Linked DNA regions of Homo sapiens: region 2 is linked to region 1. Evidence: chromatin loops called from intact Hi-C (ENCODE). Cell type or tissue: HepG2. All regions are shown on one strand.

Evidence for each region. Hi-C counts contacts between places; a loop is a spot of excess contacts. Peaks named below come from ENCODE experiments on the same cell type or tissue, not always from the same donor. Only the 100,000 strongest peaks of a DNase experiment are listed, where the experiment ranks them.
Region 2: a loop joins it to region 1, with 3 times the contacts of the local background. A loop is called at or near these places in 18 of 110 quality-filtered maps.

What each region holds. Positions count from the first base shown.
Region 1 is chr2:162,120,171-162,128,170 of GRCh38, forward strand. The region is part of intron 1 of LOC101929532 (a long non-coding RNA gene); the gene reads left to right. Among named protein-coding and RNA genes, the nearest start is that of GCG, 28 kb to the right of the region's middle. In HepG2, a CTCF peak has its summit at 3,835 (motif pointing left); a DNase peak (open chromatin) is centred at 3,831.
Region 2 is chr2:161,942,855-161,950,854 of GRCh38, forward strand. SLC4A10 (solute carrier family 4 member 10) reads left to right here. Exons shown (of 27, transcript NM_001178015.2): 16 at 1-43; 17 at 4,712-4,873; 18 at 6,294-6,407; 19 at 7,833-7,994. Among named protein-coding and RNA genes, the nearest start is that of DPP4, 130 kb to the right of the region's middle. In HepG2, a CTCF peak has its summit at 3,878 (motif pointing left); no DNase peak of the experiment used is centred here.

The sequences.
Region 1 (8,000 bases):
CCTAATGAATACGGAGACCTGTGCAATTCCAACCAACACTCTGCTCTTTTCTTCCTTCATAGCTGTCACACAGAGGAAACCCAAGACAGCAACATATTCTGGAAGCCAGGTGAGGAGAGTTTCTAAGAGGGAGAGAGTGAAAAATTCTGTCAAATGTCAAATTCTTTTCAAGGAAGATGAAGCCTGAGAATTGAGCACTGGATTTAGCAATGTGGAAGTTACTGGTGAGCTTGATAGGAGCAAATTGGGGGAAAAAATGAAATAAATTTCAATTAGAGTAGGTTCAACAGAGAGCAGGAACAGCTAAATTAGAGGCAATGATAAACAGCTTTTTCAAAGAGCTGTGTTTTGTTTTGTTACTTTTTTTTCTTAAGGTAAGGAAAAGAATGGGCATTAGCTACAAAGACAATAGGATGATGAAAGGTTTTACCAGACAATACAGACAAAAAAGAGAGGATACACTGATGAGAGAGGAGAGAAGAAAATGGCTGGAACAATGACTTGAGTAGGTTAGAGCAGAGGGGATCCAGGGCTGTACTGGAGGGGCTGGCCTTCAGAAATGGGGATGGCTCAACTATATCGCAGGAAGAGAGTTGGAACATGTGTACACACATGCATCAGGGGAGGACATGGAGGGTGTCTTCTGATGGCTTCAGTTTTCTTAGTTACACAGGAAGCAAAGCCATAAGCTGGGAATGAGGATGGGGGAGGAGGTGTTGGAATCTGAGAAGAGAGAAGGTAAGAAATAACCACATAGGAGAGTAGAACAGTAAATTATCTAGGGAAATACAGTACAATTGCTAGGCAGTGTTAATCGCCCTGGTAATGTTAATGATCATGAATCTATATTGATGTCGTTAGTGGATTTTTCTCTAGATATATTCATTTGTGTGAGTGTAGTCACAGTGTAGGCAGAATGTCAAATTTAACTAGGGTTTGGCTTTATCCAAGAGAGTTTGATGAACAAAAGTAAGGCAGAGAAGTTGGGGGCAAATTTAAGGGAGTGATTATAATGAGTGACCATGAAATTTAAGCAAGATAATGAGGAAGTAAGTGAGGCTGCAAGGAAAACCAGCAGGATCAATAGACTGAAGACGGCAGGATGGATTGAGCCAAGTGACTAATTAGGGAAGAGAGTTCCAGGCAGATTGTAGTTGTTTGTGAGGTTGGGGGACTATTGGAATTGGGGTTCAGGAAATGAGTTGAAAAATAGCAGTTATTGACCAGAATAGTAAGCTGCTTAAAATTGATGTTATGGAGGGTTTGCAGTTATGGTAAAAGTACAATTGTTTATCCATGGGAATAAGTGGCCAAGGTAAAGAGGAGAACAATATCTCTAGAAGTGGGGAGGCCAAGGAACTGAGAGAACAGACATTGGAAAGGATCTGCTATAGGGATACTGAACTCACTAATAAGTAGGAGAGAATTAGAGGTAGACAAAGTGAAACATAAGTTAATTATCTCCAAAGATTAACAAGCAGTAACCAGGAAGTGCTGGTGATATATGGTGGCACGAGGGTAGAGATGACCTCAACAAACCCAGTCACTTCCAGAATGCATACAGATCTGGCTTAAAATGTTCTGGTCAGGCTGGGCTCAGTGGCTCATGCCTGTAATCCCAGCACTTTGGGAGGCTGAAGCGGGCGGATCACGAGGTCAGGAGACCATCCTGGCTAACACGGTGAAATCCTGTTTCTAATAAAAATACAAAAAAATTAGCCGGGCATGGTGGCGGGCGCCTGCATCCCCAGCTTACTCAGGAGGCTGAGGCAGGAGAATGGCGTGAACCCGGGAGGCGGAGCTTGCAGTGAGCCGAGATCGCGCCACTGCACTCCAGCCTGGGCGACAGAGAGAGACTCCGTCTCAAAAAAAAAAAAGACCTTGCTGGTCATTCCACACAAGCAAGTGGGTAATGAGGGACCATTGTTTCATGCTAGTGTTCTTATTCTCGCCATTATTTTTTTTCAGTTTTAATTGAGCTCGTGAATATTAGAGAAGAAAGAAAAAAAGGAAAGAATGTGGAGTGATGATAATTCAGTTAGTTTAATCCAGCTCAGTAATTAGTTTCAAAGTGTGGTTTGGGAACCCCTGGGGTTCCCTAAGACCTTTTTTCAGGTCATAACTATTCTCCTAATGATACTAAGATGTCATTTGCTGTTTTTGCTCTTTTCGTCTTGGGAGTGTACAGTGAAGTTTTCCAGAGGCTAGATAACTTATGATAGCAAAATATGATAATAAACACTGAGTACAGAAGCAAACATGAGAATCCACCTGTCTTCTATTAAGTCATGTAAAACAATGGCATTTTTCTTGTTATTTTTCCTGTTTTGGAATACACAGTCTTTTTCATAAAAAGTATTATTTATGTTAACTTGTAATGGAACTATTCTTTTAACTTAAATCAATAAAATGAATATTTAGGACTTTCTGTTTAATTTTGGATATGTTAAATGTTAATCGATATAGCCTGGATAAACAAAAGTCCTTTGGGGATAGCCAATTTTTAAGAGGGGCCTGGAGACCAGAAAGTTTGAGAAGCTCTGATTTTTGTCACTTACTAGAAGGCGAAGACTGGGAAGCCTGAGAGGTTGGACATATCGAGAGAAGTGGAGGTGAAGGGTCCTGCATAAACACTTCTAACCACTGTGACCTGCAACATGTTATAATATCAACTCCCTGAGGCTCTAGCAGGGGACATGCACAGGTCATAAAGTTTCTCTCCTAGCTATGGAAGTTCTCCTTACTTTGAATATCACTAGATGTATTTATTGAATTAGTAATTGTTATGAAAAATTGAGCAATAAATCAATCTGTATAAGAAAATGGTATATCTTTGAAATTTCCATAAAGCTCAACTGTTTTAAAGGCTTAGAAGTTTGCCTTTCTTTTTTGATTATGAAAGTAATACATGTCAGTATAGAAAATGTAAAAAATTCTGAAAAGCATTAAGTGACTAGGAGTTAGTTATAATTTTACCTCTCAGAGAGAATAAGTTAGCTTACTACCCGTTTTCTTCTGTCTCTATTTTTTAAACAAATATGTTACCATGCTGTATATATCATTTGAAATCATTATGTTTAATGGAGCAAAATATCCCATTTGAATTATATAATAATAAATTTAGCCAATCTACCTATAGTTAGTTAGATGTGAAAATATCCCCTCCATTTTTTTCATCTTTTATAATGTATGTTTGAATATGCTTCTCTCTATATCTCTATATATTACTTTATTCTGCACATGCACACACACACACACACACACACACACACACGCCAAAAACTATGTATATGCAGTTGTCTACATCACTGTTTCAAAGCATTCATTTTGCTGAAGGAAATAAATACTGCAAAGTTGGAACTTCCTTCCAAATTGACTTATATCTATTGTTATTGCTATTTTTAAATTTATTAGCAATTCCAATACAAGTGCCATTGTAGAATTTTTTTAAAAAAACTGATTAAATAAACCTAAATTTCATTTGGATAAATTAATGGATAAAAAATATTTTGAAAACAAAAACATAATTGAAGATGAATACTGGTGACAGCAGGTTTTAGAAGGTATTGTAAAACAAAAATAATTAAAACAGCGTGGTTTTATAGTAAGGATTGACAGATAAAGGAAAGAAATTCCTAGGAAATATTGTCTAGCACACTTAAAAATTTAGTATATGGTTAAAGGCAGTATCACAAATAAGTAGTGACACTAATGAATGTTCAATAACCAGTGCGAAAATATCATTAACTCTGTGGAAAGCAATAAACAAAAACAAAAACGCAAATCCCATTTAAGTTATTGAGATAATTAGAATAAAAGATGTATGGTGCCATCTAGTGGTTAAACGTGTAATTGCATACATACTGTTCTATGTAGAGTCTAATGGCAGAAATTTAAACCTGATGGAGAATTGAAGGGAGGTAAATTATTCATTAATAAAAAGGTTTACATCTCACACTTCAGCACTAATTTAAGAAAATATTTTTAAATACTGACTGTTTCCGAGAATATTATAAACGGTAGCCTATATAGTGATCCTGCATGAACATACAAGAAATTGCAGTTCCAGACATTCACATAAACAAGCATGCCAACCTGTCAGACTTTTTTTTAGTAACACAATGAAACAAAAGAACAATTTGAGTAAAAGCATGCTGATTGGAAATTCATACATGAGAGCAGAGCCTGCCAGCAGTTATAGTTTTGAATAAAGAACACCAGGGGAGCAACCTGTCCTCTGGCCCATGGGGACTAATGGAGAGCCAGAGCTTGCCCTGGGCCAGTGGCCAGTGCAGTTGGGTAGTTCTTGGTCTCAGTGGAGACTGCACATCTCCCAACTGGCCTCAGGCACAAGCTATACACACGCAGCCATCTCCACACTGGGTCTGTGCCTCCAGTCTTCCCATCCATCAGTCCATGGAGGCTGCTGCAAGGATGCGTGGCTAATCTAGAAAGCAGCCCTGCCTTCCATCTCTGGGAACGCACTCTCCTTCCCATTCAGTGGCTGCAGCAGCAGCTGCCCCGTTGGAATGCACAGAGCTTCCTGGCCCCAGCTCCTTGGTCCAGAGATGAGCTCCTAGACTAAAGCTGGGCCTATACGTCTTCTTCCTTGGAATTTTGAATTTGGAAACAAGAGAATTGGGCCAGTCTGTCTCTGGATTGTCAAGACTGGGAGCTTAAAATTCAGAAGCTTTGGGTGTCCATTAGTGTAAGCTGGAGAAACAGAAAGAGCAAGTGGAGAGGAAGAAGCCCAAAGAAGCAGCAGCGGGCGATGAATGAGGCAGCACCACTGTGCTCCCCCTCCCTAGCTCTGTTGCTTTGCTCTTTTTGGATGCTCAGTTACTCCTTGGATTCCTTGGATTCCCAGTATTCCTCAGATAAGCCTTTCCTTTTGCTGAAGCAAATGTAAATGTTTTTCTGTCCTCTACATTTAAAAGTGTGCTAATAAATATTTTGAAAGGACAAATCTGATCTGTATCATTCAACAGCTGCTCATTACCTGCACATCAAGTGCAAATTCTTTAGCATGGCTTTTGAGGCCTCTCATGACCTCTGAAGCCTCATCTCTGACTTGCCCTTGCTTTCTCCCTTCTCCCAGCCCCCCTCCCTCCTCCCTGTCTGTCCTCCATGCTCCAGCCACATTCCAATGCTTCTCACTTTCCACACTGCTGCATTCTACCAGCTTCTCACCACACCGTTCCCTCTCCATGAAATACTTCTCCACCACTCTTCCTCCCCCAGAAGCACTGAATCATCCTTCAGATCCCAGCTTAGGCATTATTTCCTCCCAAAGTCCTCTTAGGACCCCTAAGACTGGGTTGTTTGCTCTTCATATGCTATCCCATAGCACCTTGTTCGTAACTGTGTTGTAGCTTTTATTGCTTGGCATCAAAATGGCCTGTTTATTTGGAGGAGACACTAAGCTCTGTGAGGGAAGAACAGTATTTGCCTCACTGTTGTACCCCCCGCCCCAATGCTTTATACTTTACCTAGAATACAGTTTGCGCCCAAATATTTGTTCAATAAACAAACGAATATATACAGAGAACCATGTCTCTTATCTAAGTGAGAACAACTGAGGCCCAAGTGTGCTGTAAACTTTTTTTCAGGAAAGTGTCCAATCAGCCTCATTTCTGCTTAGACTAGGGTCTGTAAATCTCTAATAATATTTTTGAGAGCTGCTGTCTCAGGCTTCACAACCAGACAAATGCTTTTAATGTATGCAACTTTCTCTTATGCTAAATCAGAGCGAAATGCACATGAATCGATATAAAGATTATCTGCATTTTGTGGACATGGGTGGTCCAGACACCCACAAGGAGATAAATAAATGTTTGAGGTGGGTCCTTCAATGATTTTTACAACGGATGCCAATTTGGCAAGCTTGACTGGGCCCTACCAGTGTGAGGAACCATGATTTTGGTATGATGTTGGGGAATTTGTGGCTTCCATCTGCTGGTTATCTCACAAAATGTAGAGCTGAGAAAAATCACATACTGATTAAATCATAGAATCCCACACTTGGAAGGGACTTCATGAGATGATCTGGGCCCGCCTCCTGAAGGTCAATGCATAAATCATCTTGTGCAGATGGCTGTTTATACTATTTTTAAAGCTCTTTAAGGATGGAGATTACACAGCTTCCCTTGGTAGTCTGATCTTCATGGTCAAGAACTTCCTTTTTTAAAAGCCCAGCTCCTCACTGCAGTTTGGCTCATTTCCTCTTTTTGTCAGCTCTCTGTGAACATGGAGAACACATGATCAACCTTTCCTGCTAATTATCTCTGGCCCACACCTGTACCCTAGCAATTAATTATTAGGATTTATGCTATTTTTCCCCTCCCAAGCTATGCAGTTGCAATTCCTTAATTTTTTTCAGAAGACTTATTTTTTTCCTCCTCAATTACTTTTGTAATTTATACTTTTTCTCCTTAGAGTCTGTCCCATAGCTCATTATATAAAACTAGTAATAGCAGCTCTCCTCAAGTCCTAATCAGCTGTAAATAAACAGCAAAGCTTTCATCTTTTCTTACTCCAGTATCATATTTGCTGTTTAGATCACAGCACTTCCTTTTTGTTTGTGGTGTAGATTAGGTTCCACAATAAACTTCAAGCCTTTTACTGTCAAACTGCTACTTTCTACATGTCATATCTGTGTAATTCGCCTTTGTTTTTTTGATAGACTGAGTAATGCTCCCCCACCCCAAAGATGTCCGTGTCCTGGTCCCCAGGACTGTGAATATGTTACCTTGCCTGGCAAAAGGGACTTTGCAGATATGAGTAAGGACCTTGAGATGGGGAGAGTATCCAGAATTATTCAGGTGGGCCCAATGTAATCACAGGGGTCCTTATCAAACAGAGGCCCGGAGGATCTGGGTAGGAGAGAAAAGATGGCCGCAGAGATGAGAGTGATGGGCTTTGAGGATGGAGGAAGGAGCCACAAGCCAAGCAATGCAGCCGCAGGAGCTGGAAAAGGCAAGGAAACGGACTTTCCCCTGGAACTCCCATGGAGAAGCATGGCCCTGACCTGCCCACACCTTGATAGTAGCTCATTGAAACCTGTTTGGGCTTCTGATTTGCGGAGATGTAAAGCAATACATTTGTGTTGTTTTAAGCAGCTAAGTTTGTGGTGATTTGTTACAGCAGCAATAAGAAACATACAATTTACTAATATAATAATCTGTGCTTGTCTTGAACGTCATGGTCTTATTCAACAGAGCATTTTTTGATTTATAGAGGTTTCTTGATACTGTGTTCTCATCATCCAAAGCCACATCAAAATGAGTGGTTATTTACTAGACTATTGATAACCTTAACTTCTTATCAACTGTTTTAAAGTAATTTATGTACTAGAGGATTCCATTTATTGAACAGGTTCTATGTACCACATATTTGAGCTTGGAATGTGCTATCTCACTTAAGCGTGACAACAAAACCACAAGGCAGAGATTATTATCGGAGCCCCATTTTACTGGGGCTTGGAGCAGTGCAGCAGTGCAGCTAGTTGCTAATGGAGCTGACAGTCAAGCTCCAGCCTGCTTGATTTTAAAGTCTATCCTCTCTCTACCATGATGACCTGCCACTGTGCTGTGCTCACTTTCTCTAGTGGAGTACAAAATTGTGAAGAATCTGAAGCATTGAATTTTCAAGGAAGATGTGTTACTATATGTAATTTTCTTGGGAAAAAAAAGCTGGTTTCCTAGAAATGCTATGTAATTATTCCAGATGTCAGATTGAAATGATTTCAAACACCCAAACCAAAATTATAATTGTTGAAAAGTGAGAGGGATCACTCAAAAACATTAGTTGGGAAAGCAAAAGCTCTCTCTGTCTTGGCAGGAACCTATACTTTCCCTGGGGAAATATCATTTCTAAGGAGCAAAACTTCTGAATTAGTTTTCAGCAAAGTATGCTTTAAATTCTTCTGTCCTATGAAAGTTTCTGACATCGTGTCATTCTTCAGTTGAATTCTGTTGCCTACATAATTTGACATGTGAGAC
Region 2 (8,000 bases), 180 kb before region 1:
TATTTCTGCCTCTGACATAATTTGGGAGAACCTAACTGTGTCAGTAAGTAAAACACTGAAAAATAAGTCATACCTAAGAGCTTTTGTTGACATTTTGACTCAATTATTGCCATTACAGTAAAATTTTTTTGAATGCATAATATAAAACTAATAGTTGTGTTTTAATTTTAATTTCATCATTTCAGATGCTCATCAGTAAACTGGGGTTATCTTTCATTATTAAGGTTGTTCTAATAGAAGACCAGAATTGCTCAAATAGCTCACTTATACAGAAATATGTGACCGAGATGGACTGAAAGCACATTAAATATGAGTGGTGTTGACCTAAATGAAACCATATGGCAGAACTAAGTCTGCCTTCTGTGTAAAGAACTCAGAATGCTCTTACTTTACTCTGTAATGCTGCTCCAGCTGTTCCGGATCTGCTGGGGGGAAAGGGATGTTTCTAATATTCTAGTGTCAATACTAAAGTCTTTGGGAGGAACAAATATCACTTTTCTTCACAAAATTCTGGCACCTCCCTCAACAAGATCTTTCTTTTTTCCATTTTATTCTTATCTCCCACTCAAGAAAGAGCATGGCAACATATTTTTCACCTATAACAGTTCAATCCTGTGCCATTGTCTTATTTCCTTTGACTTTTCTCTACTTTGTGATTTCTTTTTTCTCATACCTGCATTTCTCTATTTTTCTGAATCTATTCTGTGCCTCCTTTCCTATCAATACTTGCATTCTATGCTTCTGGTTCAATAAAATCTTGTAATTTGAAAATGTGTTCTACTTTAAATAAATATTAAAATCTGAGTAGCCCTACTTTCTTTTCTATTCTTCCCAGCTATAAACATTACAGGTTCAAACCTTCTACCACTTTACCTACCCATATAGGCTCAAGTTTTATTATGACTATCAGCACAAAACTATTGAGTTCTAGTTCATTTGATCAAATGCATACTATTTTAGTAAGTTGTCTAGTTAGTGAGCATAGAAATCTTTTTTGTTGTACAGATACTATAAAACTCTAAACATGATTCTTGTAAAGAGCATATGATCTATTGACTATATTCTTGATTTTCTCTATTGAATATGTTCTTTCAAAATTGAAATCAAATTACTTACTCTTTATTTAAAATTCTATCTTGACCTATATTTTACTACTTCTATTCTTACCCTAGCTGTGTTCTGTAGAATAAGCCTTCAGTTACTCTTATTGTTTTCTTTTGTTATTGTTAACATTTATTCTGTTCCACCTATTTTTCCCTAGAAAAATAACATTGCCAGTCTGCTTCCACTCAAAGAGCCATTTAAACTGAACAATAAAAGAATTGATGAGCTGATCAAGAAAAAACACTATAGTTATTCAGAATTTAGACATGGGGTCATGATTAATGAAATCATTAGTGGGTCTTCTGTCTACACTTTCTTTGGTAAACTATATTATGTTTACAGAGCCTCTTGATGTCTTCTTCAATATGAAAACCCAAATGATCCCATCTCTAAGTTATATAACATGATAATTTACTCTATATGTGTTTTGTATTATGTGAATAATTTAATACTAAATAATAATATTCCTTCTATGTATTAGCAAATCTTGAATTTTGAGAGTTCTAAGAAGCAGACATACAGCACAGTTATCAGGCTAGCTGTGAGTTAGATACCCTGAGTTTTGAGGTCAAGTAGAATAGTGAAAAATATTTTGCAATTAAAGCAAATACAGCATTGTGGGGTTGTTGGTTTTTTTCTCTTTTTTTTTGTCATTTTAAAAAGTTTTGTACTAGGTGTTAACATTTGAGCAGAAAGTTTCATATTATTTTTCATTAGTTAAAAGCAGTTTTTGCAATGGATAATTGCTAAACTTGACCAGAAACAGTCTTTATCACCAGAGGGAATACTATATAATGAAAACAATCTTGTAATTTTTAAGTCAAAAAAAGACCATTAAAATTTTTGTCTAATTGTTATGCTGAATTTTTTCCTCAATATATTCATAATGTCATCAAAAATATTTTATTAATAAAGCACTGAACTAGTGGCTATCACAACTAATTTTGTTAAAATAGTGACATAACATTTAATTTACATATTATTTGTTTGGCAGGTCCTGTAATGTTTTATTGAGTTGTTTGTTACATATCTCATGAATTATAATTTATACCTTGCCAACTCAGCAAGGGCAAAGAACTTTAGTTTTCTCTGATTCTCCCAAACTGCTCTATGCATAGTAAGTGTCAAACATTTGATAGAAGTACTTAATGTCTGTTTGAAACAGTTTCATCTTACTATTTAATGCAAATATTTATGGCAAACTGGAGTACTTAAGTTTGTGTGTATATATATATATATATATATATATATATATATATATATATATATATATATATTTGTCAGTATCTCAAAAATCAGCCTTTATAAGAAATCCTTAGGCAAGATTTAAAATATTCATAAGCAGTTAACCAGCATTTGGTGTTTCAGTGCCTGAATTACATATTTAGCTTGTACATATATAAGGGGCAGGACACTAATGCCAACTTTAATTTCTTATTCTAACTTAATTTTTGCCAACTTATAGAATTGCTGAAACTTAGAATGTGTTTGAAGAGTAATTAGTAGAAATCAGTTTGTCAACAAGCATTTTTTGAGTACCCATTGTAACTGAAACCATATGTTAGACTCAAAAAACGAGAGCAGGATTTGGATTTGGTTTTCATTTCTAAATTTCAGGACTTACTCTGTGTGTATGTGTGCATGTATGTATGTGTGCATGTGTGAGTGCCTCTGTGTGTGTATTGGGGATACAATTAGTATAAATCTGAAAATAATTGTTGAATTTAGCAGGTCACAATTTTTCTCTTTTAAAATTAGCATTTTGTTTCCTCCCAAAGAGAAAATAAATAACATTTTCAAATATGCTTTGAATTAATGTAATTAGGCAGACCATTGGCAAATTATAGAGTGTAAGACAGCTAAGGAACCCTTTAAATGTCATCTATGTTCTTAAGAATTGAGAACAAGATCCCGCCAAATGACTTTTATACCTGCAGAAATGACAAAAGATGCTCACAAATTTATAGATAATGTGTTTATCATGGAACTTTTAGCTCCTTTTTCTATGTAGCAATTTTGCTACCCATTATATTGCTTAATAATTGCTCTGCTAGCATTTCTGGACAGGTGCAGAAGAGGATGAAAAACACAAGGATTCATTTTTGCCACCTTATCTATTTTTAAAGCATTTTGAAAGAAGGAAAATTAAAACTTTAATTAAGGCCTGGGGGATTTTTCTGTGGTTTTTCAATTAGCCAAGTTGCTGTGCTCTGTATTAGCTTAACATGAATAATTGGAATTTAACTTTGCCTATCAAGGAAGATGTTTGCAGTTAAATTAGAAAAGGAGACAGATTCTTTAAGACAATAATAAGGTGTATTAACTATATTTCTCAAGACTCTCAGGCTTAGGGTAGCTAGCAACTCCAAGTAGATTTTACTAGTTGTTTGTTTTCAGATGACAGTGTAGCTATTTGTAATTTATTCTACAATCTTTGGAGTGTATTTACTTTTTGCTCTACAAAGATTTCAGGCCTAAAGTTGGGCAGACTCTGTGTTTGTGATCAATCTATCAGTTCATATTTGTCTCCAAGATCTCTCTGCAATTCAATTTATGTTCAGGGCAAGAATATCTCAAGGACTAATGAGATCACTGGATCATTTAAACCATTATTTCCTGTTTTGAAATGTAAAAATACTTTAGTAATCTAATTTTTAAATAAGATAAACCAAAGTAAGTTTAAAATAACTTTTTTTCATTCAAAATATTTGTTTGAAATGCTCAGTTTTTCCTGGAGGAAAAAAATTTTTTTGACTTTGCTGCCACCTCATGGCTAAGGCAGTAATTAGAAATAGTTCTTCAGGCTCTTACAGAACTACAGTTGCAGAAGAAAAAATAATCCATGGAGAAGTCATAGTAAATATGAGCTTTGCCTTGCTCATGTAGTAATTTTATTTCATTTGTTCTTTAGTCCAAGTTCGATAGTCCCATCTTTGACTTACAAGTTCATTTCAGTCATTGTATGTCATAGTTTTCTTGTTGCCTTTCTCATCTTTCTTGGCAGCTTTTGGACTAGATAATTCTACAAAGTCATTGTTCTTAGTCAATAAGCAATAATAATCTCACTGCAGAAATCGTGTTTGTATCACAGCTCTGCGGCCACCCACCAGTGGTGAGGCCACAACAAATTATTTAACCCCTTTATGCTTCAGTTTCCTCAGACATGGAATATTAATAATAGCATGAACATATTTTATGGTATTGGTGTGAAAAGTAATTTAAATGATGTATTTAAATAGCTGGGCATAGTGTCTGACCTTAGTAACCAATCACTATTACATATGTCATATTTTCAATATATCTCGTGTTAGGAACTTAGTAGATATTAGATTTAATACATACTAATTAATTGGTAAATCAATCGTTTTATACATTTAAATTTAAAAAGCAGTTCATGTTCAAATTTTTCATAAACCTTTGCATATTTCTCACCACCCATCCAAGTTGAACTTGAAACTCGTAATGTAATGCCTGCTAAATCATTGTGAGAGCCATAAAGGAAAAGCCTCAGCATCTGAACTACAATTGATCAGAAGGTGTTAGTTTTCTGCAAGAAATGTGTCCGGTTTTTTCTTAGTAGCTCCATTTGTTTTACTTCCTCTGGCAGGAATGCAAATCATTGCATGGAGAGTATGTTGGACGGGCCTGTGGCCATGATCACCCATATGTTCCAGATGTTCTATTTTGGTCTGTGATCCTGTTCTTTTCCACAGTTACTCTGTCAGCCACCCTGAAGCAGTTCAAGACTAGCAGATATTTTCCAACCAAGGTACTTAGACTATTTCTTGATCTAAATGTAAAATAACATAGGACAAAAGAAAGAGTAATTGATGTAATAAAAGGAGCCACTGAAAGGCTTTTGTGTGAGTGAGCTGCCAGGTTAGTTGTGGAGTGAGATGAGGGGCTGAAGAGAAAGAATTTGTGATGCAGGTGCTGGGAGTGCATATGCAGGCTTTTCTCCTAACTGCAAACCCCACGGATCAACTCCTACTTTCCTACTGACGTTTTTGGAAATTCACAGCACACACTGCATTACTGATTGTCACTTTTTTGCCCAGTGAACAGTGGGAACTATTCCAGCCTGACAGATACCTCAGAGGAGCCTATGTTACATTCTCTAATTGGGGAAGCCCCGGCAAGACTCATTGGAACAATATTCTCTTTTTCAATGTTTAAACCGTCAGTCCCTCCCCCTAACCCACCACGTTTGCATCTGCATATTTGGAAAGGAAAGTAAACAGAGAAACAGCTTAGTTCAATATTTAACACTGCAAAGTAACACCTATAATGTCTGATTCCGCCAAAAAAAATTTAAAAAAAGGAAAAGAAACAAGGAAACAAGCTTCTGAGGGATGAGCTATAGATTATGATCAAAATTCCACTCTGGAAAAATATTTCAAGAACTGTTCCTTCCGAAGGGGGCTTCTTTTTTGTCACCACTTTCTTCTCTAAGGTGGAAGATTCATTTATTTCCCCAAAAATCTTAGTCTGATTAATACAAAAACATTTTTCTAAGCTGAAACAATAATCTTAAGCATTTTGTGTATGCTTGTGTGTATGTCATAAAGGCATCTTAAAATAAACTAGATCTGGATAATAATTATATGTGAATATTTGCTCAGAATTGGCTTTATAAATGAGAAATGGCTTTAAAAATTGGCTCACATAGAATAAATTTTAAATTTGCCCACTCTGTTGTGTACATTCCCAACTGTCATGCTTATATTCTAGATAAACTAAAACATTATGTTTCTTTGATAAGAACAGATAATTTTATTTTATGATGCTTCAAGTTTATCATATTAAAGTGTTACCTGTGTGAAAGAGATCCCTAAAATCCAGCCAAATTCTGCCCATGCTACCTTATTCTGCATTCTGAATATTCACATGCATGGGTTCATCATAAAGTTAGATTTTAAATAAACATTGAAAACAGCACAACCACGATGTAGCTATTCCATAATGCCTCATTCTGGAAAGGTTGAGTGTGTACCAATCTTAACGACAGTGATACATAAATATATATTCAGGTTCTGACAGAGCTAATGGTAATCTTATAGTATGCATAAAATATAATATTATGATATTATGTCATAAAGTGTTTATAAAGTGTGACTCTAGATTATGTTCCTGAGTATTCCTTGATATTTATAGCTACTTTAAGTGACAAGTGTTTTCATTATTTTTAGGTTCGATCCATAGTGAGTGACTTTGCTGTCTTTCTTACAATTCTGTGTATGGTTTTAATTGACTATGCCATTGGGATCCCATCTCCAAAACTACAAGTACCAAGTGTTTTCAAGGTACTTACTATCTCTCTCCCTCTTCCCATCTCTCTCGGTCTAATCTTCATTTAGATGATACCTATAACTCTAGTACTTAGGATTTTCATGAAAATATGAAGAATTTAGATTAGAAGACCAGTAAATGAAATGCACACAGCATGGCTAAAATTTAGGTCTAATATTTAAAAATATAAGAATTACAAAATATAAATAATTATAAATATAAAACTTGCTTGAAAAAAATTTCCTGTCAATTCTGCCAGTTGAAATACCTATATATAACATTCTTAAAAGATAAGGAAGCATTTGAAACTAAGAGAAAAGGATTATCTTGGCAGAATTGTACAGTGAATAAGGCTTGGAAAACAGATAAAAATAGATTGGGAATAGAATTCTGACCGTGTTACTAATGGGGTACAGTTTGAATATTCCTTATCCAAAGTGCTTGGGATCGGAAGTGTTTCAGAGTTCATTTTTTTTTCAAATTTTGAAATATTTGCAAACACATAATGAGATATGTTTGGGGTGGGGCCCAAGTCTAAATACAAAATTTATGTTTCATATATACCTTATACATATAACCTGAAGGTAATTTTATACACTATTCTTAATAATATATGTGACCTATCACATGATGTGAGGTGTGAATTTTCCGCTTGTGGCATCATGTGAGCGCTCAAAAGTTTCAGATTTTGGATCATTTCAGATTTCAGCTTTTCAAATTAGGGGCACCCCTTTGTTTTCTCTGTCAAACAGGGCTGGGGACTTCTATATAGGGCTCTTGTCAGGATGAAATTTTGAGAATCATCTCAGACAGCAGCCATGTTTGGAATCCTTCCCTGAGCCTCTGCTGTGACCAAGTATCTTTTTTATCATTTTCACTCAATAGCCTCTGCACATCAAAAATAACAGTTACAATACCATAATGATGTATTTTGTTTAGATGTCTGTCTCTGATTCTAAACTGAAAGAAGCCTCTGATTTATCTTTGTATCTCAGTTCTAGCACAGTGGTCAATGTGTCAATATGCTATTTGTAAATTTCAATACATTTTCCAATAGTAAATAGTAAATATTAATATCATTTTATTTAATACAGGTATTGATTAATAACACAGATTTTTCAACAAGTCTGTCAGAGTTTAAATCCCATCTCTACCACGTACTAGCTTTGGGATCTTGGGCAAGTTACTGGATCTCTCTGTGCCTCAATTTTCTTATCTGTGTCATCTTTAGAGTGTTGTGAAGAAAAAAAAAATGAGTTAAAATATTTAAAGCACTTAAAATGGTTTTAAGTGATTTATGAGTATTATTATTATTTATTATAGGCCACTCAGCTCCTCTGTTTATAATTAGGGCTTTCCTAGTAGCATCTGTAAGACCTAATTTGATCAAGTATTCATTAATCCAGTTCATAACTATGCACATTCTTTACTTTATACAGCCCACTAGAGATGATCGTGGCTGGTTTGTTACGCCTTTAGGTCCAAACCCATGGTGGACAGTAATAGCTGCTATAATTCCAGCTCTGCTTTGTACTATTCTAATTTTTATGGACCAACAGATTACAGCTGTCATCATCAACAGGAAAGAGCATAAGCTAAAGGTATAT